Linked DNA regions of Mus musculus: regions 2 and 3 are each linked to region 1. The links are chromatin loops, found by intact Hi-C in ENCODE. Cell type or tissue: heart. All regions are shown on one strand. Links, peaks and the distances in the headings refer to the core of each region. The heading gives the core; the rest is flanking DNA. Region 1 holds the start of Gm15499 (a long non-coding RNA gene). Region 2 holds the start of Rassf8 (Ras association (RalGDS/AF-6) domain family (N-terminal) member 8). Region 3 has its middle 12 kb from the start of Gm38926.

The links. Hi-C counts contacts between places; a loop is a spot of excess contacts. Peaks named below come from ENCODE experiments on the same cell type or tissue, not always from the same donor. Only the 100,000 strongest peaks of a DNase experiment are listed, where the experiment ranks them.
Region 2: a loop joins it to region 1, with 5 times the contacts of the local background. A loop is called at or near these places in 4 of 42 quality-filtered maps.
Region 3: it touches region 1 in a loop (2.5-fold over the local background); 3 of 42 quality-filtered maps call a loop at or near these places.

Annotation. Positions count from the first base shown.
Region 1 is chr6:145,437,943-145,446,250 of GRCm38, reverse strand. Gm15499 (a long non-coding RNA gene) reads right to left here and starts at 3,381. Exons shown (of 3, transcript XR_378154.3): 1 at 3,073-3,381. It also overlaps a transcript of Lmntd1 not described here. In heart, for the core only: CTCF peaks have their summits at 3,270 (motif pointing right) and 4,347 (motif pointing left); DNase peaks (open chromatin) are centred at 300, 4,356 and 4,574; H3K27ac peaks cover 4,986 bases.
Region 2 is chr6:145,744,030-145,752,337 of GRCm38, reverse strand. Rassf8 (Ras association (RalGDS/AF-6) domain family (N-terminal) member 8) reads right to left here and starts at 5,551. Exons shown (of 5, transcript NM_027760.3): 1 at 5,372-5,551. It overlaps Gm15704 (a long non-coding RNA gene), which reads left to right and starts at 3,964. Exons shown (of 4, transcript XR_869590.3): 1 at 3,964-5,310; 2 at 6,304-6,518; 3 at 6,701-6,889. In heart, for the core only: CTCF peaks have their summits at 1,673, 3,891 (motif pointing left) and 5,572; DNase peaks (open chromatin) are centred at 5,617 and 6,037; H3K4me3 peaks cover 3,293 bases; H3K27ac peaks cover 4,169 bases.
Region 3 is chr6:145,356,659-145,364,966 of GRCm38, reverse strand. No RefSeq gene overlaps it. Among named protein-coding and RNA genes, the nearest start is that of Gm38926, 12 kb to the right of the region's middle. In heart, for the core only: a CTCF peak has its summit at 4,731 (motif pointing left); no DNase peak of the experiment used is centred there; H3K27ac peaks cover 1,042 bases; H3K27me3 peaks cover 960 bases.

The sequences.
Region 1 (8,308 bases), core at 233-8,232:
AATTTACAGAGTGCTTTATTACAGTAGAGTGAGCTTTGCCAATTACATTTCAAAATTATGTTAAAAGGTTTAATTTGGTGGGAGGAAGGAATGGCTCATTTCCTGCATCAAAATGCAGCTGGAGGTCTCAGGCTAAGGCTGGAGAGCTTTGCAAGTCAGAGCAGGCAGGACCCATGGGTGCTGCCAGGCTGTAGAAACTTCCAAGGAGTCTAGAATCGCAGACAGTCTGCTGAGGGTTAGTCTTTGGGAAGACTGATTCCAAGATCTGGAATGCCTTGCACAGACACAACAGTGGGCCCAGGGGCAGGACTGGTCAGGGCCAGTGTGTGATTTGAGCCAAGCTGTCCTCATCTCCTGTGGTCTCTGCCAATAGCAGTGGTCATCAAGGTTAGAGTCTTTAAAACTAGGCAGCATGATGGAGAGCCAGCAGTGCCTTTGGCAGACACTATCCATTTCCCTTGGAAAGTATGCTGGCCAGGATTTCTTTTGGTTTAAATAAAAAATAAAAGTGGGAATCTGATACGGGCGTATTATTTTAGAGTTGATAGCTAGCACAAAATGTTCATTTATCAGCCAAAGAAAATACTCCTTGTTGAGTAAGTATTAGATCTCAGGCTATGGTAGAAACACACATTTCCCAGGTGTCCACAGAGAACATAAATAAGGAGGGTCAGGCTAACTTTGAAGCCGTAGTTATGCTCCTCAAACCCCTCAGAGATTGCCAGCCCTGCTGGGTGTTTTCACACGCCACAGTCTTGGCAGAGGATACACCACATTTCAAAGTACAAATGTCTGTGCTCTTTGCCAAAGCATTACATTTAGGCCCATTTGCAGGGTGTGGGACCTGGAGTTTGCAATTGTAGCTGCTATCAAATATGGAATACCAGATTAGGTTTACAGAATACTCCCAAGTACATGACATCTATAAAATAGAAGTCACTTCTCAAAAGTCAAAATGCCACAGCCTTGCTCATGAACAATCCAAGGTTGGTGTGTGGACGAGCACGCTATTGTTCAGAGAACAGTTTGAGTTTGCACAGAGCTAAACATGACGTTGAGGCAAGGTGTTGAGTAGACAGGCAACTTTTCACACAATTGATTGGTGATTGCTTTATTTATGGATTGAGGAAAATCATGAACATGTTGGGTGCTGTCTCTGTTTGTACACATGTGTGCCCGTGTGCATGCCTCTGCATATATGTGAGCATATGTGCTTGTGTGTGTGCATGCATGTGTGTGCCCATGTGTGCATGCATGTGTATGTATGTGTGCTTGTGTGTGTGACTGTGCATGTGTGTATGTGCATGCATGTATATGTGTCTGAATGTGTGTATGTGTGCTTGTGTGTATGTGTGAGTATGCATGTGCATGTGTGTATGCATTGTATACATTGTGTGCATGTGTGTGCATGTGTTTGCATATGAGTATGTATGTGCAAGTGTGTGCATGTATGTGTGCATGCATGTATATGTGCATGCATATAGTGTGTGTATGTGTTTGTGTGCATGTGTGTATGCATGCATGTGTGTGCATGTGTGAGTATGTGCATGCATGTGTGTACATGTGTATGTGTGCGTGCACTCCCATATGTGTGCATGTAATTGAAGTTCTTTTCCCTCAGTTGCTCAGAAGTCAATCCCTAGGATCATTTTGTCTTGTCTCTTTCTCTCCCACTTCACTTAAGTCTACCAACATTCTGCAGGCCTCCTTTCCGACTCTAGCCAGAGCCCAGCCACATCTGGTCACCTCCTTGGCTGCCAGCCTGTGGTGCCAGCATCTCTTCCTGTACAATGGCAAATGTCTCCCTGATTCTTGCTCTTTGAGATTATTTTCAGTACAAAGACAGAGAGTCCTCTTTAAACAGAAGACAGAGCCTGCCACTCCTCAGACACACCCCGATAATCTTGTCCTCGTTCCGAGAGGAGGTTGATTCCTCCTGGACAGATACGGCCTGGAATGCTCCCCTCCTCGTCTCCTGTCAGCAGTCAGTGCACTCTCCCCACCCCCACGGCCCAGCATGGTGGCCCCATGACCCACCACGGGTCACCACACCCACCTTGGACCTCCATGGACTGTTCTATCTTCCAGCACATGTCAGAGTGCCAGCCCAGGTACAAGTTAGTAAGAACCCAACACTGCCACTGAATCAATAGGAATGAGAAAGATGCTGAGCTCATTGTATGGTCAACATGAGACAGGACTCAACAATGCTGAAGCTAGAAAATTAAGAAAAAGATAAAAATCTGTGTCCTTATAAGAACTAAAGATTTTAAAAGGAACTATTTGAGCTGGGCAGTGGTGGTGCATACCTTTGATCCCAGCACTTGGGAGGCAGAGGCAAGTGGATCTCTGTGAGTTCGAGGCTAACCTGGTCTACAGTGCAAGTTCCAGGACAGCCAGGGCTGCACAGAGAAACCCTGTATCAAAAAAAAGGGGGGGGGCATTATTTCCTTATACCATTTAATAATTATATAGCAGAATTACTTTATATCACTGTACACTTAGCATTTTGAGGCTGGAGAGATTGCTTAGCTGTTAAGAGTGATCACTGGTCTTACAGAAGTCCTAAGTTTGAGTCCCAGGATATACCGCAGGTGGCTCACAACTGCCAGTAACTCCAGCTTAAGGGGTCTGTGGCACTTGTTGCCTCTGGACTCCCCAGGCACATACACTCAGTGTGCACATATCCATGTATACCACACATGGAGACACACACATGTACACACATACAACACACACACAAGAACACACACTTAATAAAATGGATCTTTTTAAAGTCAGCATTTCAAACCGAGTCTCACTTTAAAATTCTATGGTTACAGGTCCTCTGAATGTGATTAAGTACATTAAATACAGTTGTTGTCCATACAAATGTACTTGCAGCATACAGACATGGGGGATTATTTCAATATCACATTTGGGTTGCTGTGTTTTTGATGTCAGAAAGATCCATCCCTGAGGCGTATTGGGGAGAAAGCGCTGAGGCAGAGTGAGGACCCGCCTCAGTGAGCTGAGTTCAGGTGCTTCGCTCTGGTTCACACCTATTTCCTAGTAGTCAGTAAGAATACTCACCGTTACGGAGCCCACGTGTCTCCTAGCTTCTTTATTGAGTTCTGTGAAAGACAGTCATCTTCAGTTGATTTCCCTTGCATGGAGTCTGTTCATGATCAAGTGTGAAAACGACAGCTGAGCGAATCGACGAACTATAAAATAGACTCTGAAGCCAGCCGTGCACGTAGTGTTGACCCGGCCTGTTGACTCTCGCCAGCAGGGGGAACACGGAGCTGCAGGGAACACGAAGCAGACACCACTGACTTGGAGGAAGAGGGGAAGAAACACAAGGTCTCACCTGGAATCTTCAGACCACAGGCATCCTAGTTACCATAGAGCCTCCCTGTTCCTTCATAAGGGAGCACTTCATCCTTGCTGTCTGACATCTGTCATTTTACAGGGCAACAGATAAGACAGAGACAACAGAAGATGTCGTGTGGGGATAAAATAAATCAGTGGATAAGGTACAAGTCATGGAAGCATCCCAGGTCTTCAGCATTCACAGAAAACATAAAAGCCGGGTGCCGTAGCTCCCTCCTGTGGGCAACAGAATTTAGAGGCAAGCAACAGGTAGATCAGGGAAGCTCACTGGCCAACCTGTCTTGCCAAAATGGCAAGGTTTAGGCTAAGTGAGAGACCTCATCCAAGGCAGAAAGGGATAGAGGAAGATATCTAGTGTTGACATTTGGCTTCCACGGTGCCCTTATGGGTAAGCATGCCCAGTCGCGGGCGAGTGTGTGCACACACACACACACACACATACACACACACACACACACACACACATACACACACATACACACACACACACATACACACACACACACACATACACACACACACACACACACACACACACACACACAGAGAGAGAGAGAGAGAGAGAGAATTTAAAGTTTAAAAAAAAGTATTTTCCTAACCTACAGTTAGCCCTTTATAATTCTATTCATTTTTACTGCTCTCTGAACAAGCCTTCAAATTTGAACTTGTTGCTACATTTTTATGCACCAGAATGATATATTTCAAACTTGGAACATTTTTTTCTGACTGAGAAATCTTTACACTTTAGGGTTGCTTAATGTATCCAGGAATCTGACAGTAGCTTGTGTCAACGTGACAAAGAACTGTCCTGCAAACCTGCTGTGGCTAGACAACAGGGCTCTGAAGAGTAACAGCTTGTCATGATGAAGCCCTCCAGCCAGGTCAGAAAGCACGGAAGACACACTGGCAGTTTTCCTTTAGTCTCTGGGCATCAGAGAAGTCCTTGAACGATTCCGTCGCTTTGGATCCCTCTGCTGGCTGCATTGTGGCACATGCCCTGGGGTGGGAAAGACTCTGAGGCTGCTTATGGGGTCAGGAGGAAAGAACTAAGTGCCTGCAAGGGCAGTGTCACAAAGAGAAAAATCAAAGCACTGTTCGGAGTACACACATAGCTGGTTGAAATCATGAAGGAGGAGAAGAAAGACTCAAAGCAGAGTGCAAAGCTCTTGGCTTGAGAAGTCTGGTTGGTTCCTACTGAGTGAGCAGACAGAGACAGCGTCCTCGGGATGTTTGGAAAGTGAGGTAATGAAATTGGTTTGAGGCACAGCCCATCATGCAGAACACCCAGATGGAGAAGTCAAATGGACACGTGGAAATACTTAAGATGACTAAGAGAACATAGCCTGTGTAGTTAGATCACTGGATATCGTGTGTGTGTGTGTGTGTGTGTGTGTGTGTGTGTGTGTGTGTGTGCGCGCGCGCGTGCGCGTGCGAACTCATGTGTGTGCACACTTGATAGTTTGTGTGTGTCTGCATGCAATCTGTGCACTTGACAGAAAAGCCACAGCCCAGGGAGAAATGTTCTGCAATGAAAACCAGGCCTGTGTGAGTGCTGGTCTGGACTTAGGGCTCCTCCTCATCAGCTTCATGTTTGCTCAAAGAACAAAACGAGGAGGCCAAGCAGGTCTTCCCACATTACAGCAATGGAATTAAAGTGTTACTGTCCAACTGAATCTATAGACCACACATTTTATAAGTGACGAGATGTGTTCAAAGACTGAGGCTGTCTTATATGGACTTAGATGTACTGGACTATGTACCAGCAAGAGGAAAGCACGTCTGACATTTCTCTGGAGACGTAGTTTGCAGTTATGAAGCCCGTGGTCATGTGGTAGTTGCATAGCAGGAAGCACATATAGTTACCTAACTCCAGCACAGACTTGGATACTGGCAACGAGGGACAATTGTCAAAAAGAAACAGGCCGTCAGAGTCTGAATCAGTGTTAGTCTCAACCTGTGGCATTGGATCTTCACACAGTGAGAGGCCCTGTGACCCTGTGACATACAACCCCAAACTTACATGGGTCTGCATTAAACCGAGTCACATGCAAGTGAAATAGATTGTAGCAGCAGCAGTTAAGTATTACACAGCCCCCTTATTAGCACAGCTCTGCACTAACATGCATATTTGGTACCTTTGGTACCTTAAGATCAGGGTCTAAAGTCACACTCAACATGACTTCTATTTTCACTTGGTGGCCTGGTCCTGACCAGGATTCCTGGAGACTGGAGAGGATGAGCACGTCATCCATCAGCTCACTTGGCCACACTCGTACCTCCCGGTGTCCCTTCCTTTAGGAATGTGGAGCTGCTGCTATCTCTGCCCGATGGTCACCACTGTCCTCTGCACACCTGACACCTGCCCTCTGCACATCTCCATACCTGCCCTCTGCACAGCCCTCACACCTGCCCTCTGCACAGCCCTCACACCTGCCCTCTGCACACCCCTCACACCTGCCCTCTGCACAGCCCTCACACCTGCCCTCTGCACACCCCTCACACCTGCCCTCTGCACAGCCCTCACACCTGCCCTCTGCACACCCCTCACACCTGCCCTCTGCACACCCCTCACACCTGCCCTCTGCACACCCCTCACACCTGCCCTCTGCACACCCCTCACACCTGCCCTCTGCACACCCCTCACACTGCCCTCTGCACACCTCCACACCTGCCCTCTGCACACCCCTCACACCTGCCCTCTGACACCTTTATCACACCTGCCCTCTGCACACCTCCACACCTGCCCTCTGCACAGCCCTCACACCTGCCCTCTGCACACCTCTCACACCTGCCCTCTGCACACCCCTCACACCTGCCCTCTGCACACCTTTATCACACCTGCCCTCTGCACAGCCCTCACACCTGCCCTCTGCACACCTCTCACACCTGCCCTCTGCACACCCCTCACACCTGCCCTCTGCACAACCCTCACACCTGCCCTCTGCACACCTCTCACACCTGCCCTCTGCACAGCCCTCACACCTGCCCTCTGCACAGCCCTCACACCTGCCCTCTGCACACCCCTCACACCTGCCCTCTGCACAGCCTTCACACCTGCCCTCTGCACACCCCTCACCTGCCCTCTACACACCTGTATCATCCAACCCCCACTCTGGTGTCACTTATTCTTCCATTTAGGGTAATATCACAGTCTCAGTCGTGTCAAGCCACTTAGTCAGTCTTCCCATGTGGGCTCTGTGTGTGTGTGTGTGTGTGTGTGTGTGTGTGTGTGTGTGTGTACATGGATGCATGGACATATGTGCCTTTAGTGTAAAACATGTGCTAGTGTACGTGAGCCACTTTCCACTTTCCTTTGTGAAATGGGAACAGGAGAACACCTAAGCATGTGGACAGCACAGGAAGCCTTGGATCAGCAGACAGAAGGTTGAGTCCTTCTGTCCCAGGGGTTGGAGAGAAGTTGTTTCTCAAGTCACCACACCCATCTTAGCTCCTCAAATACTCCATCGTGAGCAAGTGGGACAGGAAATGGCACCAAGCAGACTCTGGTTACTTCCTAGCTATGTTTTAATGACAGAGACCAGCCTGTTCTGAACACAGAGACCCTGGTTTTTGTCTCCTGTCTGTCCTCTCCACTGCACTGCTTGAAGCCCTGTCTGCTTAATGGAAGCGGCGTGTTACATTCCCTGTGAGATGACGCTGTGTGTTCTGGGCTTCTCCTGATGGCACATCTTGTGACATCATTGCTGGCCTGAGTCAAATGCCTCAGGAATGTGTTCTCTCCTAACTGTTCTTTAAGGTCACTGACAGGAAAGGGAGGCCATTTTAAAGTCCATTCTCCTCCTGGTTACCTCTCATCACACTGCTGGCTGTGGTGAGACTCCATGACTGAGCAATGGCCTGAGGCTCGGAATATCTGGAAATATCTCTTGAGGAAGGGCGAGGGCCCTGGATTTATATCAAAGTCTTCTGTTAACTTCCTCTTTGAGGCCTTTTTTTCTGAGCAGATGATAAAACAGAGCTGGGGAGGGGGTGGGGGGTGACTCAGTCACAAGAGTACTTGCCAAACAAGCAAGAGTACCAAGTATGGTCCCCAGGGCACGAGGAAAAAAGCTGAGTGTGTTGACACACGCTTGTAATCCCAGCACAGAGATGTAGGAACACTGATCCCTGAGACCGCTGGGTTCTCACAAAAATGTGGGAGAATGACCCTTGAGGTTAAGAACTGGCCTCCACGTAGGAAAGCATACCTGGGCATACAGCGCGCGCGTGCACGCGCACGCGCACACGCACACACACACACACACACACACACACACACACACACGCACAATCAAATAGCATAGCATATCACCAATGGAATTCAACAAACTCTGTTAGAACTGAAGCAGTTCCCTGGAGATGAAGCTTTCTACCTTACTTCTAAGCCACCATGTTGCCTCCTTCCTGTCTCTGCCCGTCCTTCAGAGCCTGCTAACTCCCCTTGAGAAGTGCCAGTAATTCTCCAGACCGTGGCCCAGTGTGTTGTTTCAGGTATAATAGTATTTGTTAATTTGTTATTCTACCAAGATGCAATTTGTGAGTGGATGATAAAGCTGTAATTCCCACAGTGGAGACGGGGGCTCTTCCTTCAGTAAACACAGTGAATCTACCCTGGGGAGGCGTGAGAAGGAACAAGTCCCCAGGTGTTCTCTGACTTGGGGAGCTTAGCGTCTACCATGATGAGGTGAAGTCATGAAAGTGAGCCTTGACAGACCTCAGAAACTGATGTTGCCAGGGTGGAAAAGACAGTGTGTCCCACTAACACCTGGGAGAGGAATGAGTCATTTCTACCTTCAGGAGAATCAGAAATAATGTATGAAAAAGACACATGGTAATAGCGTCAGTATTTATAATAAAACAAGAACTACATTTAAAGGTATTGTATTTAGTCCTCTATAAGGTAGGCATTTGCTCTGTTTTGTGATGTGAAGGCTAG
Region 2 (8,308 bases), core at 44-8,043, 310 kb before region 1:
GACCCTAATACATCCAGTAATACAATCTCTTGCCTAAATGGCTGAGTTTTAACTCAGAGTCTGACACTATGCCTAACCTATTCCACAATGGTATTTCTACAACAGAGCTGCATATATTATAAATCTATTCAACTATAGTAAGAATATTATTTATATTCTTATATAAATAAAAATAAATTCTTAGCCGAGCATGGTGGTGCACGCCTTTAATCCCAGCACTCGGGAAGCAGAGGCAGGCGGATTTCTGAGTTCGGAGCCAGCCTGGTCTACAAAGTGAGTTTCAGGCCAGCCAAGGGCTATACAGAGAAACACTGTCTCAGAAAAAAAACAAAATAAATAAATAAATAAATAAATTCTTACTTTACTTTGCTGACTAATGTCTACCCAGTAAGAGTATAGAATATATATTTATATTTGAAAAGATCATTTCACTTTAACTGATTTTCCAATAATAAAATTACTACACTTAATGATAAATTTGATATAGCACTCAGAAGCCAGTGATAATCATCAAGAAAGACAATGCATATGTCTACATGAATAAAATATGGAAGAAAGTGATTTTAACTTCCCTCTTGTTATAACCTACATGTGTGTATATATATATGTGTGTGTATATGTACATATATGTATATGTATGTATGTATATATATATATATATATATACATATATATATATATACATACATATGTAAAAACTGAATGCTTACTGAAAGTAAGCTACAATGCATAAAATCCGGACAGCTCTAAAATTAATTATGTTGAACTTGATGATAAAAACCTGAATGTATAAAACATACAAACAATTAAAACCAACCTGCATCTGACATTTGGGCTGGAAATAAAAGGTAATAAATGGTACTGGTGCCAAGACACTCCAGGCAACTGTCCAAGTTCTAGGTAGCCAGTGGGCATATACACCTAAGAGACCAAAAAATTACAAGGGTACCCAACCACAATAATGTCTACAGTGGTGATACAAATGTCCTGGGGCCCAGAGATCCTGCACAAAGCAAGTCACATGCCAGATGCCTTCCTAAAACCATTCCTATTCTTTCACTCAGGAAAGTCTGAGGCCTTATAGAAGGTACAGTTCTATCTTCAGTGGGAAGAAGAGCGAAGAAGGGGACCAGATTCTCTGAATAAAATGAAGGCATGAAGACCTAAGCAGCCTTTTCCTGACCATGTCCTGGTCAACCATGCCCTCCTCTTGGGCCAGCGTGGGGCTGGGCATGCCGCAGGAGCTCAGAGGATCTGTAATCTCGTTCACCATCCCAGCACAGAGGGGGACCTAGAGGCCGTGTGCAGAGGACTCCCTTCGGAAGACAGCAGTAGATCCAAAGTCCTTGGTGCATTCCCTGACCAACAAAAAAGAAGCTGGGTCACATGTGCTCCAAGGGGGAGGAGATACTGAAGGAAACACACTGACTTAAGAAAAAGTCAGGAGACAATGCTGAAGATTGTAAGAACAGAGAGCACCTGCAGCTTGAGCAGCAGAGGCATCGCTGAGCCATGAGACACTGAGTCAGGATTTTATGTGGGGCAACCACACTACAGAAACAGCCAACACTGCTTTACACTTGCTTGGCTATGGAAGGTCATGCCTACTTCTGCTAAAAAAGACTTTAGTGAGAAAGGAAAAAGAACTTCCCCACCTCTAGGTGGCTCCTGTTGCTCCTCTCTAGAGTTGGCTCAGATGGCACTTGGTGATGAAAATCACACTCGGCGGGACACCACTGGGCATCCTTAGACCCTTCCCTCCTTGGCCTGTGGCAGCTTCCCCAACCTCCTTGGGCATCTGGCACTGAGCAGTCACACCATCTGTCTGGCCCACAACCACGTGACACTGCAAAACATCAGGCACAGCAGAATTCATATTTCCATTCTGTAATCCTGTTCTAATAAGACACAGTTGGTTTAATGCTGTATGTAGTTAGGAAAGCAGAATGTGTACCATAGAGTATCACAAGAGCAACACTAGTTAAAAGTGTCTCATTAGCATGCGTTTTCCACAGACCAAAAATGCATTGTTTTTACCTGATACTTAAAGGCTGTTCCAGATCATCCACAAAATTAGAACACAGAAGGGCTAGTTTGGCTTTTCTGACACAAAACACAAATATCACAGAGCATAAATGTCCTGGGTGTGCCGATCGGTGCCTGAGTGCTTTAATCCCAGCACTCAGTAGGCAGAAGCAGGCAGATCTCTGTGAGTTTGAAGACAGACTGCTCTATGCAGTTTCAAACGAGGGTATACATGAAAAGTGGATACTACACCACTTTCTCTACTGAGCACAGCTACGTACACTAGGACCTGGAGAGTAAAGCAGGCACTACTGCCCACAAGGGATGGAGAAAACAATAAAATACAGTATAATTATAAATTTTGACAGATTAAGAATGACTGTCATTGTGGAAGAAGTAAGATGGGTCTAACGGATGTGAAAACAGTGGACAGAGAAGACTTCCATAAGGAAGCATACTGGAGCTAGTCCTCAAAAGATGAGGAATTACTCAGGAGCTGGGAAAATGGCCCTGAGGCCAGGCTGCTGGGGAACTGACCTGTATTCTGGGAGATGTGGGTGAGGGGCTGGGGCCTCAAGAAACAGCACAAGAAGGCCTGCTGAGGATTCTATACCATACTCCAAGGATTCTTGGGAATCTTGAAGGCCTGAAGAAGAAATGGCTTTCTTTTTCAGGCTATTGTCAAGAAAACAAGCAGGAAGGGGCAAAGGAGACCGGCAAACTTAAGAGAGGTCAGAGTGGCTTGAACTAAAGGACAACATGGCAGAGCCTGAAAATCAAACAGGTTTGAGAGCTACTTTGCTGGAAAGATAGCCAGTACTTTGTGGTCAACTGTTTCTGAGAGCTGATGGACAGAAGAGAGTGCAGAGTAAGCAAGACACTTTGTTTGGATAGATGCGTTCGGAAAAGGCAAGGAAGAGTTTGCAAGTCTGGATGGCACAGACAAAGTTCCGGAGAAATGGGAGATGCTGCCATTGTAGACGAAGATGTGCCAGGCACGCCTGAGGTGCCTGTCCATCATAGCTTTCCTGATAACAGTAGTATCCCCATCTTAAAGGCAGTGAATTTAGATCACAAAGCTAGAGAAACGGGGACCATTCTTGGCTCCCTGGATGCTGACAAGTCTGGCTAGCTGCTAGGAGGCATCCCTCCCAAGTCTATAGAACACTAGGAACTACTTCTACATTAGGATATTTAGGACTGAAACAAAGTAACAGCCAAGAAGAGCCAGTAGTTGATACATTGCTCTTTAATTCAAATCCTGTATTTATAATTTCTAATGTTTCCTATCCACACCTCAACCCTATTCCACCTCCACCTAGAATGAACTTGGCCAAGTTTTGAACACTTGCAAATTTTTCTGGGACTTCAACATTTTATAAATGGACAAAGCCGGACTGCCAAAATTAACTCCAACAAAAAGAGCAATGATACCCTGCAGTAAACAATAGTTTTACTCCCAAATTCTATGAAACAACAGAAAGTCCAATAAGAAACAGGAAACCTTTTCTTAAGAAATTAACCATTTCTCAGAAAGCAAGGCACTCAGGTCAAGCACTAACATATGCCACCAAATACAAAGGCTATAAAAGTGAGCACGGAGGATTAGGATTTTAAAAGTCATAAGCTTTAAAACTCTAAAGACAAAAATGCAAAGAAAAGCAACACAACAACCCTGTATGATGCTAAATCTACAATTTCCAAACAGCTCTAAAAAAAAAAAAAATGCAGAATTCAGGTAGTGTGACCCCAGGAATGGCATGGGCACCTTCGGAACTGAGTCTCTCCAGGACACTGACACTAACTGAAAACCTTTCCTATCTGCACAGTCAGCCCCGTGACTTGGCTCCCTCTAGGGGCTCTCTGCTGTCCCCCAAAGCTCCTGTAGCCCAGAAACAGGGCTTGATGGCAAAGATCTCAGTCCATTATGGCCAATTGAGCCCGGTACGGAAAGTACCATCTTGAGACTCTTCAAGGGAGGGGTGACTGATTGGGAGGATTTTTAGAAAAGATTTAATTACCTACACTGCAAATTACACTGTGTTGAATCTGATCCTCCAGTAGAAGAATCATCAAAGCGTGTCCAGTCTTCTTAAATGGAGTATTGGCCGTGTGTACTTTTGAGGTTTAGGGGTAGCTCCCCATGGAAATATATACGATCACAAGAACCATTAACATGACCACTAGAGGATAAAGCACAAACCACTTCCCAAACTGCTAGCGCAGTTGTCCGGAGCCCTGATTCCTGGGTTTATCAGCACCCCACCCCCACCCCCACCCTGCAGTGGGCTGACATTCCCGATTGCCTCCAGCAAAGAACAGGTTTTTGGGTTTAAAAAACAAAACAGGAAAGGTGCCGGTTTTCTGTGCCTCCAAGGTACGATCACAACCCCTGGCAACCACAGATTAAAGACTTTTAAAGAAGAAAGAAAAACTACCTACACCCCCACACACATACACATACACACACACACACACACACACATACACATCCCAAAACTGGGCAGAAACGCAGAGATCACCACATATTTAATATACTTCCCTGGGACAAAACGTGTCTCATGAAAAATGGCTGAGCACCAATCTACAGTTAGGTATCTAAGTGTTCGTCCCTGCTGTCAGCGGGTTGGAGGGATTTTTTTTTTTTTTCTCCTTAACGCAAGGCTTTGATGTGTTGGCAGAGCTGACCTGACAAGCTGGAGTAGGCTAGGAAACGTGTCCTGCATATTTCCTTCTGTGCCTCCAAAGATTAGGACCAGAACTGACTGCGATTAAACCCTACCTAGGATCCAAGGGCTTGAGCCCTTGATGCTGTTCGATGCTGGGAAAGTAGTGGTTCCGCAACCCCGGGCAGCTCGGCGATGCTGAAATGAGCAACCCAGCCCCTAGCTGGTCTCCGCCGCCCACCACCGGGCCGCAGCGGCCTCGCACGCCAAGCCCCCGACCCTTAAAGTTGAGCCTCCTATGATTGCCCTCTGCAAGTTTCCAGGGTGCAGGACGCAGCCAACTTTGCAAGCCGCCTCTGGGCGACTCGCTTCCCCGGAGGGGCTGGCCACCGGGGAGGCAGGGCGGCTACGGTTCAGACAAAATGCAGAAGCCTTCCAACCGCCACTTTTCCTTTTCCAGAGGGGAAGCTCTCCCTCCAGGCGAGCATCCGATTTCCATCTGGAGAGGGAGAGGGCCGACCGCGCATTCCCCTCGCCCACAAAAGTGGCCTCTAAAGTCGCTCGCCAAGGACACCGGGAAGGAGGCGACCCCGGGCAGGGCCAACTTTCGGGAGGCGAGGTGAGGGCGCGAGGGTGACAGCGGCGCCGCGGGGGGCGCGGGCCGGGAAAGTTGTACTTACTGCGCTCGCAGCCCGTCCTCGTAGTCCCGGTGCACGGCCCTCGGCGGAGGCCCGGCCCGCCCAGGCTGAGGCGGCGGCTGAGACGGCCGCGGCCGGCGGCGGCGGAGGGCGAGCGGCGGGCCGGGGCTGAGGAGGCCGGGCCGCAGGGCGGCGCGCGGAGGGCTGAGCCGGCAGAGAGACGCGCGGGGAGGGCGCACGCCGGCCTGGCCCGGCAGGGAGGGCGGTGCGCAGCGGCGCAGAGGAGGAAGGGCGGAGGAAGGAGGGCGGGACCGATAGGGCCGCGGAGCCCCGCACAGGGGCGGGATGAGGGCCGCCGCGAGAGCGAGCCAGCCGGGGAGGCCGCGCCGGGGCAGGGAGGACGAGGTCTGGGAAGTGTGGTGGGGGGCCGAGGAGGCGGGGCGGAGGGCCTGGGCGGGTGGGGCGGAGGCCGAGGAGGCGGGGCCAAGGGCCAGGGAGGGAGGGGCGGAGGGCCAAAGAGGCAGGGCGAACGGCCCGGGAGGGCGGAGCGGAGGCCTAGGAGGCGGAGCCAAGGGCCAGGGAGGGAGGGGCGGAGGGCCGAGGAGGCGGGGCCGAGGGCCGTGATTGCAGGTGGGCAAGGGAGAGCAGGGTGCAGAGCTGGAGAGAGCTGGATGCAGGGCTGAGAGGGGGGCGGGCCGAGGGCCAGGGAGGAGGGCCAAGAGCCAGAGGCTCCGCCCCTTTTCTGGTCGCGGCGCTGGAGAGAGGAGCAGTGTTATACCCCTCACCAGCTCGGGTTACAGCGGCGGCCCCGCCTGCAGACAAGGTTCGGGACAGCGCGGTGCGGCTTTGTGGGAGGCGCTGAGGCCGGTGGGCCGGAGCCTGGCTGAGGTTAAACATTTCCTCCAGTCGCTCGCAGGCTTGGGGTCGCCAGGCCAGTGAGACCTTGCAGCTGACCGCTCTGCGTCTGCTGACAGGAAAGAAGGGAGAAACGGCCCAGCCTTTCCAAGGACTGGTTTGAATGGCTTTTCCTGTAGAATAACTGTGAATTGATGTCCACCGCAGCAACCAGTGATGACCGTTGCAAGTGAGGAGAGATTAAAAAAAAAAAAAAATGAAGTGAATGAATCGAATGTAACAAAGGTTTTAAAAGAGTTGGGATCACTGGAAAGAGGATTGTCACAAGTTCGAGGTCAGTATATGTTACCCTAGCAACAAGCAGTATCAGACCTCAAAGAGTGAATCATATATTATTACACACACACACACACACAGAGAGAGAGAGAGAGAGAGAGAGAGAGAGAGAGAGAGAGAGAGAGGCAGGAATTTTGCCAGAAATTCAAGAACAGCCTGGGCTACATTCTTTGGTTCCAGGGCATCCTGGGCTACAGAATGGGACTGTCAAAAAAGAGAAAGAAGTCTAAGTCGAGCATTCTCCAAGGCATAGTTTGGATTGCTTTTCCTGAGTAGCTGTGATTCAGCAACAGCACCCCCACCTCCCTGAGCAGCAGGCCATGATAGAGGCAACAGACAACGAGGGGAAAAAAGGCAAATGAATCAGAGGTGAGTAACAAAAGTTTAGAAAGAACTGGGCTCAGATTCAAAAAATGCACCCACACACCTTTAAAAATAGCTTTTAATCAGCAAAGGACATCGGAACATTGACCTGGAAGTGCAAATTCATATGTTGTTTCACTATTTTTCTGTCATGCAGTGCCTGAAGTGGACAAAATTCAGTCTTTGGGCTAGAAATGCTCACACATGCCCGAAGCTCAGTAGTAGTTATTAATTTGGAAAGAGATGGTGTGGCATACAGTGGGAGAGAGGCTAGAATGCATTCCAGTTGTAAAATGTTCCCTTTATTGCCTAGGCACTTGCTTCTTATCATCAAAATAAGGATATGAAAAAGGACTTCCAGTTTCTCACTTCTGTTCGAGAGACTTTCTTGTTTAGACATTTGTTTCCTCCGGTTTTAACCTGTAGTTTCTCCCCAGCTCACTAGCTCCTTCACCAGTAAGTAGAAACAAAAAAGAGAATGCTAGCTAAGACTTAAATGCAAGGAAGCAACATTTGAAGAATTTGGTGAAAGGCTTTCTCTGGGAGTCAAAGGCACAATCCAAGGAAATAGGATTTCAGGGGAGTCCTCCTGTAACCCTAATAGGATCTTCTCAAAGGGGTTTTCTGGCCTTGAGGTAGACTAGCTCTAACATCTCCTCCCCCTGTCAGTCCTCTACTCAACCACTGAACAGGATCAGCCGCCTGCCTGATTGCCAAAGCCAGTGGAAAATCTTAATGCCCAGTTTGTGCCTTTTGCAGAATTTGCCAGTCTTGACCTATTCTTTTTATTTTTTTTAACTATAAACAAGTTAACAAGTTAACTTAACTGCGACCGTGCTCCTGTGACCAGAAGTAAATAGAATTTAGTGTATTATGAGTAGCCATGTAGAGAAGTCTTTCCTAAGATCCAGGTACCCAGTGAGGCATCTTATCCCCACACTAGAACACAGCCTTAGGGATAGCTTACAAAGTCAGATTTTTTTCCCAGTTCCAGATAAACAGAGAGAACCATTCCCTGCCTCAGCCCCATTTAGCCCCAGTTTTCCTCTCCTGTGTATAATACAGACTGCTTTAAGCTTTCTTAGCCAGGATTGTGTACCTGTTAGGATTTCCTGAGATGCCACCAAATGCCTTTGGGAGGATTGATAGACCTCCCATACTTCCCGTTTCTGATTCTATTCCTGGAAAGGCACCCAGCCAGACGGAGAGAACACTTGAAACTCTGTGACATAGTCTGATTGTAGAAAACAACTTGAGAGGAAGACTTCAGAAAATAGGCAACTGCGGATAGGGAATAGCAGCCAACAGGGAGAAGAACAGTGGGAAGAAGAGAGGGCTACCCATGGAGATCCATTTTCAAGTACTCAGTCATTCTGAAGGAAGGCAGGAAGGAAGGATAAGGGACACGGCTAACAAAGGAGCCCC
Region 3 (8,308 bases), core at 158-8,157, 81 kb after region 1:
CACTCAGGAACATGACTGACAGTGATTTAGAACTGGAAGAGAGTGTCCCTCCGCACTGTTGTGTCTACACAGTGGAGAGTTCTTATGAGAAGCCTGGGGTAACCGGAGTGGACTAACCACTTAAATGGGAAGGGCAAGACATTAAACCATTTAAAGCTAATTGTTGTTGGTACTGTGGAAAAAAAGTGGCTTAATTACAGGGACCAAGACATAACTAGACTCTCCAATATACACTTACAAAATCTGCAGAACCTAGGCCTCTCCAGGTGAGGGGACAAGGCCTTGAAGACCATGGAGGCCACAGTGTTCTCGGAAACGCCAGGAGCAGGAGCCTTCCCTGCCAGAACGCTCCAGTGTGCGGCGTTGGCAAACTATCACTAAGCCGACCACAGAACAGCATGTGCACGCCTCATTAGTCAATGGGTGGCAGGCTCACATCTCTCCCCCACTTTGGGGTGAGAGCTGGAGAGATGGCTCAGCAGTGGCAAGATCCTGCACTACCAGATGTCAGCAACCACTTCAGGCAGCGCACGGGCTCCTGTGACTCCAACTTCAAGGGATCTGACACCTTCTTCTGGCCTCCACTAGCATCTGAACACAAACACACACACACACACACACACACACACACACACACACACACACACACACTAAAACCCTTTTTAAAGGATGAAAGAAAACTGTCGCCATCTTTTTAAAAGAGATCCTATCCACAGAACCCATGCCCCGTTGGATCTGAGCCCACCTGGTCCTCTGTGAATTAATGGCTAAGAGCAGGAAGCTCTTCTCTGTCACAGGCTGACTGTGAGAGAGACCTTGCTGAAGAAGCTCCACTGAGTTCTTGGGCCATAATGAGAGGTGTAAGAGCAAGGTGTGACCAAGCCTAGAAGTGAACTCCAGAATATAACCAACAGGTTTATTTCTTCCATTCGGCCCCGTGATTTGAAAGAGAATGAAGAGGCCAGGCGTGTGTGGCCAGACCACAGAGTGCAGACGCTTGTGCTGGCCCAGACCTTGCAATGCTAATGAAAACATCAGCTTAGAAGTGTGTGGTTCATGGGCATTCCTGATGGCTGATGCAAGTCCTGGGGGGCTTTAATGAGTTACAGGCATATTTGTCTGAAGGAGGAAGTGAAGTTACAGACAGGTTTGAAACTGATTATGTGCAGAGTCGGGTGGGACACTTTGAGACGGTGGCAGCGTTCCATCAGATAGATCTGTGCTCTGGATATAAATATATCTAGCTTCACTGGTCCCAAAAGAACCCAGAACCTAAAATGGACATTTTTAATAGAGAATGATTAACTTGCTGTATATAAGTCCTAGGAGAATATTTTTTAATTGCAACACATAGAAAGTGGATATGAATGTCCCCAAGGACAGCTGGCCTCTAAGCCCTGTCCTCGAGCTGCAGGCCCTGACTCCACATGGGACTGAGTTGAAGAAATGTCAGCAGCAGAGAAAGGTTTGGACACTAGTGGACATTAACTCGCAATCCAACATGGAACAGATCTAGGGGGGTTTCTGACGAAACTCACCTGTGCTGTATGGAGAAACTTCATTACAGTCATGGCACTGTCCACACCAACTCTCACATCAAAGAGAATAAGAGGTAGTTTATTCTGGAGCCAAATATGGGTGACCATGGCCTGGAAACATGGATTTAGGTAACCCCCAAATCCAGTGTTCCGATGCAAAAGGAATTTCATGAAGTTTTTATAGTAACTCGACAAAGATACTTCAAAAACATTACATAGGCGGTCACGGAGAAGCAGAGAAGTCTCGGCTGCTCTCTGATGACCCTGTGCAATTTCATTGGAAGAAAATTGGGAGTTTGCTAAGTGAACACATTCCAGAAGGGTTTTATCTGTGTGTAATCAGGACATTAGGGTGGTGTGGGGTAAATGGCTACTTAGTAGGCTAAAGGTCACCTAAGATCAAGGTAATTAGGTTCTGGACCTACAACATTCCAACTTCCCCACAGTCATTGAGACTTGGCTGCTCAGCCTTCACAGAACCAGGACTTCTCAGTCGATAACATACAACAGTTACACTTTGTGCTGCACACCACACGGCTAACGAACGCTTCACCAAGGACACACCTCAGATTTAAAACTATTATATGTTACAAACCGTTGTGTTTGACGGTCTATTCGAAGCTTTCTCTTATGGAAGCACAATAGTCTAATTATGGGGAAAAAAAAGACTTCCCATGCTTCCTACCGCAGCGCGTATCAAACCACATTGAATTAAACCAACACACACATCCAGTGATGTGCAAACGGTTCTGTCTGTAATGAACAGTAAAATCACGTATGTATCAAAGAATTGTTTCCGAAACCTGAAGGCTTTTACCCTAAGTAAACATTTGACTTACGTACCTGTTACATCTGCTTATACACACAGGGTAGCAAAAGTTTCTCAGACAAGAAAGGGTCATGAACAGAAAACATTCGAAGCCCTGCTCTGATGAAGGAAGGTGGACACGTATTTATTCGAAAGGATCACAATCCTGTTCTCCAGAGCTGTCAAAACGACAGCTGGTCTGGGCTCGAGCACTCCCTGACAGCCTTCCTCAGGCCTTCACAGATGATCAAGCATGCTTCCAGAAACTTCCCTCGCTCTGTCCCTCGTGTATTCAAGCCCGGGTGGACTCTGGAGCTTTTTCCAGCCTCCCACAGATCTCCCCTCTTACCTCTCATTCAAAGGCTGACAAACTAAAGCTCACAGGAACGAAATCTAGTCTGCGGCCGACCGCATGAACTCAGCTTCACTTTGAGTTTTTAAATGCTGGGTGGGCGGTACACACGTGGTCCGTGATGTTTAAAACAGTTTTACCTTTGGCCCAAAATATTCATTGACCCTCGTTTCTTACAGTGATGGCTTACTCTCATACAAATATTAGCCTATTTAATGCCATCTTGCCATCCTCAGCTGAGAGGAGGGATCTGGCTAACAGGTGGTTGGAGGAACACACAGCCTCGTGGAGACTTGGGATTGGCTCCAGTGCCATCGTGTAGGGGAAGCTAATGGCATCCTGGTTACTAGATAGGCTGCAGCTAAGTCCTGGAAGGCCTTGGCAACTTGGACTTTACAGTTGCAGGTCCAGTAGCAACTTGAGAAAGTAATCCACTGGAGGAGATTGTGGTGGCAGAGATGGCAATCCGGGCATACAGGAAAAGATGCCCTGGGGTAGCAGAAGCAGCCGCTGCTAAGTTTTGCCCTGAACCACCGTGAGTGGTGAGCTGTTGTTGCGGTGTATTGCAAAGCTGGAGTTCCAGACGACACCACTGCTCACTCACAGGGCGCTCATTTTGCCTGTAGTGGAAAGGCAGCGAGAGGAGTTGTGAGTCGGGCACGAGATCTAAGGGACTCAGAACTCCAGGGCCATGTGAGTTTGCTGCAGAGCAAGTGTGAGGGACAATGACAGCCCTGATTGGGGGAGGGGGCCTGGATGGATGCTGACTCTGCAGTTTCCTGTGGCTTCTGTGTCCCTACCTAATGTCATAGCTTCACCTGCCAACCTGACACAAACTTAGAGAGGCTGGGGGAAGGGAGCTTCAGTTGAGAAATCGCCTCCATCAGATTGGCCTGTGGGAGTGTTTGCAGGGCATTTTCTTGATTGCTAGTTGTTGGAGGAAGGCCCCGCCCACTGTGGGCGGCACCATCTCTAGGCAGGCAGTCCATCCAGGTCAGAAAGGTAGCTGAATGTGAGCCAGTGAGCAGCCAGTGGCAGCGCTCCTGCATGGCCTCCGCTTCAGCTCCAGCCTCAGGTTGACTTAGTCAGGGTGCTATCGCAGTAACAGAAAGTAACGTAGGAAATCTAGTAAGCACCAGCACTTCCACTGTTCTGGAAGATTCTACAGAAGTCGTTCCCTACCTGTGGCCGATAGACCAACCAGCAGTCTCCCTCCAGTCCTCAGGCCAATTCCTAGAACTAAATCCAAGCAGAACCTGTGTGAGCCTGTGTTAGAGCCTGCTACGGGGCTAATGTGTGAGCCTGAAGGATGGTGACACGGCCCAGCATTCACTGAAAGGAGGCAGAGATTGCCCCTGGAGTCATCGTTGAGGTTTTCCTCAAAAGCATGAAGCTTATGGCTAGACAGCAGCTTTGGATGCGCCCTCAGAATGCAGACACGCTTGCCACCTCTGTAACCTCTAAATGGAGACATGGAATGTGCTTTCCTGTGCATGTGTGTGCGTGCAGAATATGTATATATGGTACACGGGAAATAAATAGCTTAAGCTAGATACCAGAAAGATCCCTCGCTGCTCTGGGGTCTGGAAGCAAATGACAGGAAAGTGTGATTGGGAAAGTAAAATTGTTTAACCGGCTCAGAAATTAAAACAAAACAAAACAAAACAAACAAACAAACAAAAAAAAAAAACCAACTAAGGCGTTTCCAAGTGCGGGAAACATTCCAAACAGGATGTACAGGAGTGTGCGAGGTGCCTGGGGAAAGGAAGCATTTGGGAGAAATTGGAACTACATTTTACAATGATTTATTTATTTTGTTAATGGAGTACACTCAAGGTTTGTATGTATCTGAGGTGAGTGGAAACACAAGTCCATATAAACTGTAAGTAGAGTAGCTTTTAAATTTCCGTTTTTATTTACTGACGGAAAGGAAGTAATTTAAAGTTATTTAAAACACACACAACAAAGAAACACTAGACAATTTTCTGCTTCCTTCCTGTTGATCTCACTGCCAACAGTGCCCTCTAGTGGTGAACTGAGAAGACGTTGGTGGAGGAGGGAAAAAACATTACCGGAATTTTCATGAAAACGTAAACTTTTACAATTCCACTTGGTAACTGAATGCTATATTTGGCAAGAAAAAAAATGAATCTTTGCAGAGGTTCACAGCAGATAGCTTAAGACGTGGGCGTTTCAACGTCAGCTTTCCTTAGTGGCTCTCCTGAGTGCATGCCCATCTGTGCGTGTAAATGCCCTCGAGGCTGCCTTTGGGGCGAGTCTGGGCCACAGCTTCTATTGTGTACCTTAAAACGAACAGAATCCACTTTTATGAGGGATACAATCGTTCTCCCCGAACTTGTGCTTCAACCTTAATCACTTCCAAGAACAACACAGTGTTCTTGCAGGATCTCACCTGGCCCCAACTCATCGAACAAACCAAGCCCCATTTTCTTAGAATGATTCAGACGCTCCCCTCCCCCGACCCCCACCCCCGCAAAAAGCAGTCATCACAACAGGCTACAGCCCGGGTTACAGAATGAAGTCGCGCTAACCCTGGCTCTGCCTAGAGCTTCTAGAGCAGCTACTTCTGAAATAAAGATGGGAGGTGGCTTCCCGGGCGCCACTCTAACGCCAGGCAACCGCTGGGCCATGAGCTCTGAGGCTTCAGCTCTGAACATGGTTCTCTGCCCTAAGCCCCTGGTCCAAAGATCCAAAGCACAGTACTTGTCTGTTTTAGGAGATGTTGGTACATACAGGCTGTTTTATGAGCATTCTGACATTCCGACTGTACCCCCTTTGATGTCTTCAATAGCACCCTTTGTCATAAGTGCCCAAAACGTGTCACTCACTGGCTGTCATGTTGGACAGAATTGGACACTCTTTCACTACAGGGGGACATCCTTGGTCTAGAATCATCTTCAAGCCCTGGCCCTAAAGAAACTCCTGAAAATTGTACTTTATAGGAGCAAAAGTTATTAAGCAACACACCGTCTAGCAATCAAAGAGAATGTCCTTAGTGCTTGGACAGACAGGTTCCACTCACATTCTAGACCGATACCCTAAGAAGAACGCATTCTTTATGAGGCATTTTTGCCAAAACACATAAACTGAATCTAACCATGAGGAAACTTCTGACACGAAGTGAAAGAGAGTCTGCAAAATAATTGGCTTGTCCTTTCCAAAATGCCAAGGTCATCAAAGAGAAAGGAAGGCTAGAGTTGAACCACAGGAGGGGAGACTCGAGAGACATGACAGTTAAATGAATCACAAGATCCTAAGTTAGGTCTAAACCACGGAAGGCATTAGCTACAGCCCAAAGTCCTGATTAGAGGGACACAAGAATCATGTTTCTTGTTTGCTCACCATGGTGTGACCAGATCAGAAAAGGTCTAGGGCTGAAAAGATGGTTCCGCCATTAAGACTGGTCGCTGCTCTTCCAGGGGACCTGAGTTTGGTTCCTGGCACCAACTTTGTGTGGCTCACAACTGCCTGTAACTCCTAATCCAGAGAATCCCATGCCTTCTGACTCCAGGTGGTTCTCTCTCTCTCTCTCCCTCTCTCTCTCCCTCTCTCTCTCTCTCTCTCTCTCTCTCTGTGTGTGTGTGTGTGTGCCTGTCTGTCTCTCTGTCGCTGTCTGTCTGTCTCTGTCGGTCTGTCTGTCTGTCTGTCTCTCGCTCTGTCTCTGTGTGTGTGTGTGTGTGTGTGTATGTATGTGTGTGCCTGTCTGTCTCTCTGTCGCTGTCTGTCTCTGTCAGTCTGTCTGTCTGTCTCTTTCTCTCTGTCTGTCTGTCTCTCTCTCTCTCTCTCTGTCTCTCTGTGTGTGTGTGTGTTTGTGTGTGTGTGTGTGTTTGTGTGTGTGTGTGTGTGTATGTGTGCGTGTGCCTGTCTGTCTCTCTGTTGCTGTCTGTGTGTGTCTGTCTCTGTCGGCCTGTCTGTCTCTCTCTCTTTACACACACACACACATATTTTCTTGAACCATCCTTAACCGTATATTCCAGTCTCAGAGTGAGCCAGGAAATGTGAGCAGAGCCAGATCCTGATGTTTGTTGCCCTAGGTCTCCCAGAAGGGAATCCGATTTTCCAAATAAAATAAACTGTTTTTTCCATCTGTTTCTAATCTGCCTTTGAAAATGTTGCGGTGATGGATTTTCAAAGAGACGGCGTCCAGGCTCCTTCTCAGCCTTGACATGTGTGTAGATGAGGTCGGGGACATGGCACCCACATGCCACCGTCCTGAATTGTCTCCAGAGTTCTATCTGCTCTCACATCTTGACACTCCTCTCTCCAAACAGTCATGCATATTTATTGGCATTAAACAGAATCTCCTCTTCAACAAAATGAATTGTGAATATTGTATGCTCCCAGACAGACTGGAAAATATGACAGAGACTTCCACCAAACACCCTGATGATATGGCAGAAATGGGAAATAGCCATATTATTTCCTTAATACCAGGACTACTCTCAAAATGTAAGAATCAAAAACCAGAATCCATTTCCAAATATGCCTCCCCCAGAAGAAGGCAAGCTGCCAGAAGAAATGCAGACCAGACTTTTGCTATCGTATAGCATGGTGTCCAAAAATATTCTTAAAAATAGGTAGTCTGCTTCATAAACAGTGGTGGGCCTGTGTTCTGAACCACGCACGGCTGTGTATGTGCTTGTGTGGTTGTATGTTTAAAAATATTTTTTTCATTATATTTACTGAGAAAGGTGGGTCACATGTGTGCCCGTGGCACCCAGGTGGAGGTCAGAGGTCAACTTGGGAGTCTTTTCTCTCCTTCCACCCAGTGGGTCACAGGTGTTGAACTCAGTCCATCAAGCCTGATAGCAGGCATCTTTATCAGCTGAGCCGTCTCACCGTTTTAGACTTATAATTTCTGACGCTATAAAAATTAGAGTTAAGAACATTGTACTGGCTTGTTTTGTGTATCAACGTGACACAAGCTGCAGTTGTCACAGAGAAAGGAGCTGAAATGCCGCCATGAGATCCAGCTGTGGGCATTTTCTCAATTAGTGATCAAGGGTGGGAGGGCTCATTGTGGGCGGTGCCATCTCTGAGCTGGCATGAGATAGAAATCTTCAGTACAGGCTACATTGCATATTAGAAGCAAGTTGGTGAATTCTTCTAACAAATGGAGATTCTCCACAGATACTTAAAAGTTACACTCCTACTAGAAATTATCAGGGCCCAGGAAATAGGGGGAGGAGGTTGTGGTATTGCAGTATTCATGAGAATGTCTGCTAAAGTAGAACCCCTGGTGGTGGGCTTAACAATAGACTAGCTTTCCACCTGGCTCCCTTCTTAGTGGCAGGGTTAGGGTCCCCGCCATCTTTTGATGTATACATTCCTTTTGTATTGTGTCACTGTGACTTGGTGGGTTGTATCTCATCTGGCTTCTTGCTATTCTGCTGTATAAAAAGTTTGATGCTCGACCTGACAAAATACATTCAGATTCTACACAATCTCCTGTGTGCATCTGTCTGTCATTCCCGCCGACTCCTTGCCCATCTGCACCCAGAGACCCATCCACGCAGACAAAGGGACCCAGAGGGTCTGCGGCACTGGTAGTCTTGGGTTCTATAAGAAAGCAAGCTGAGCAAGCCAGGG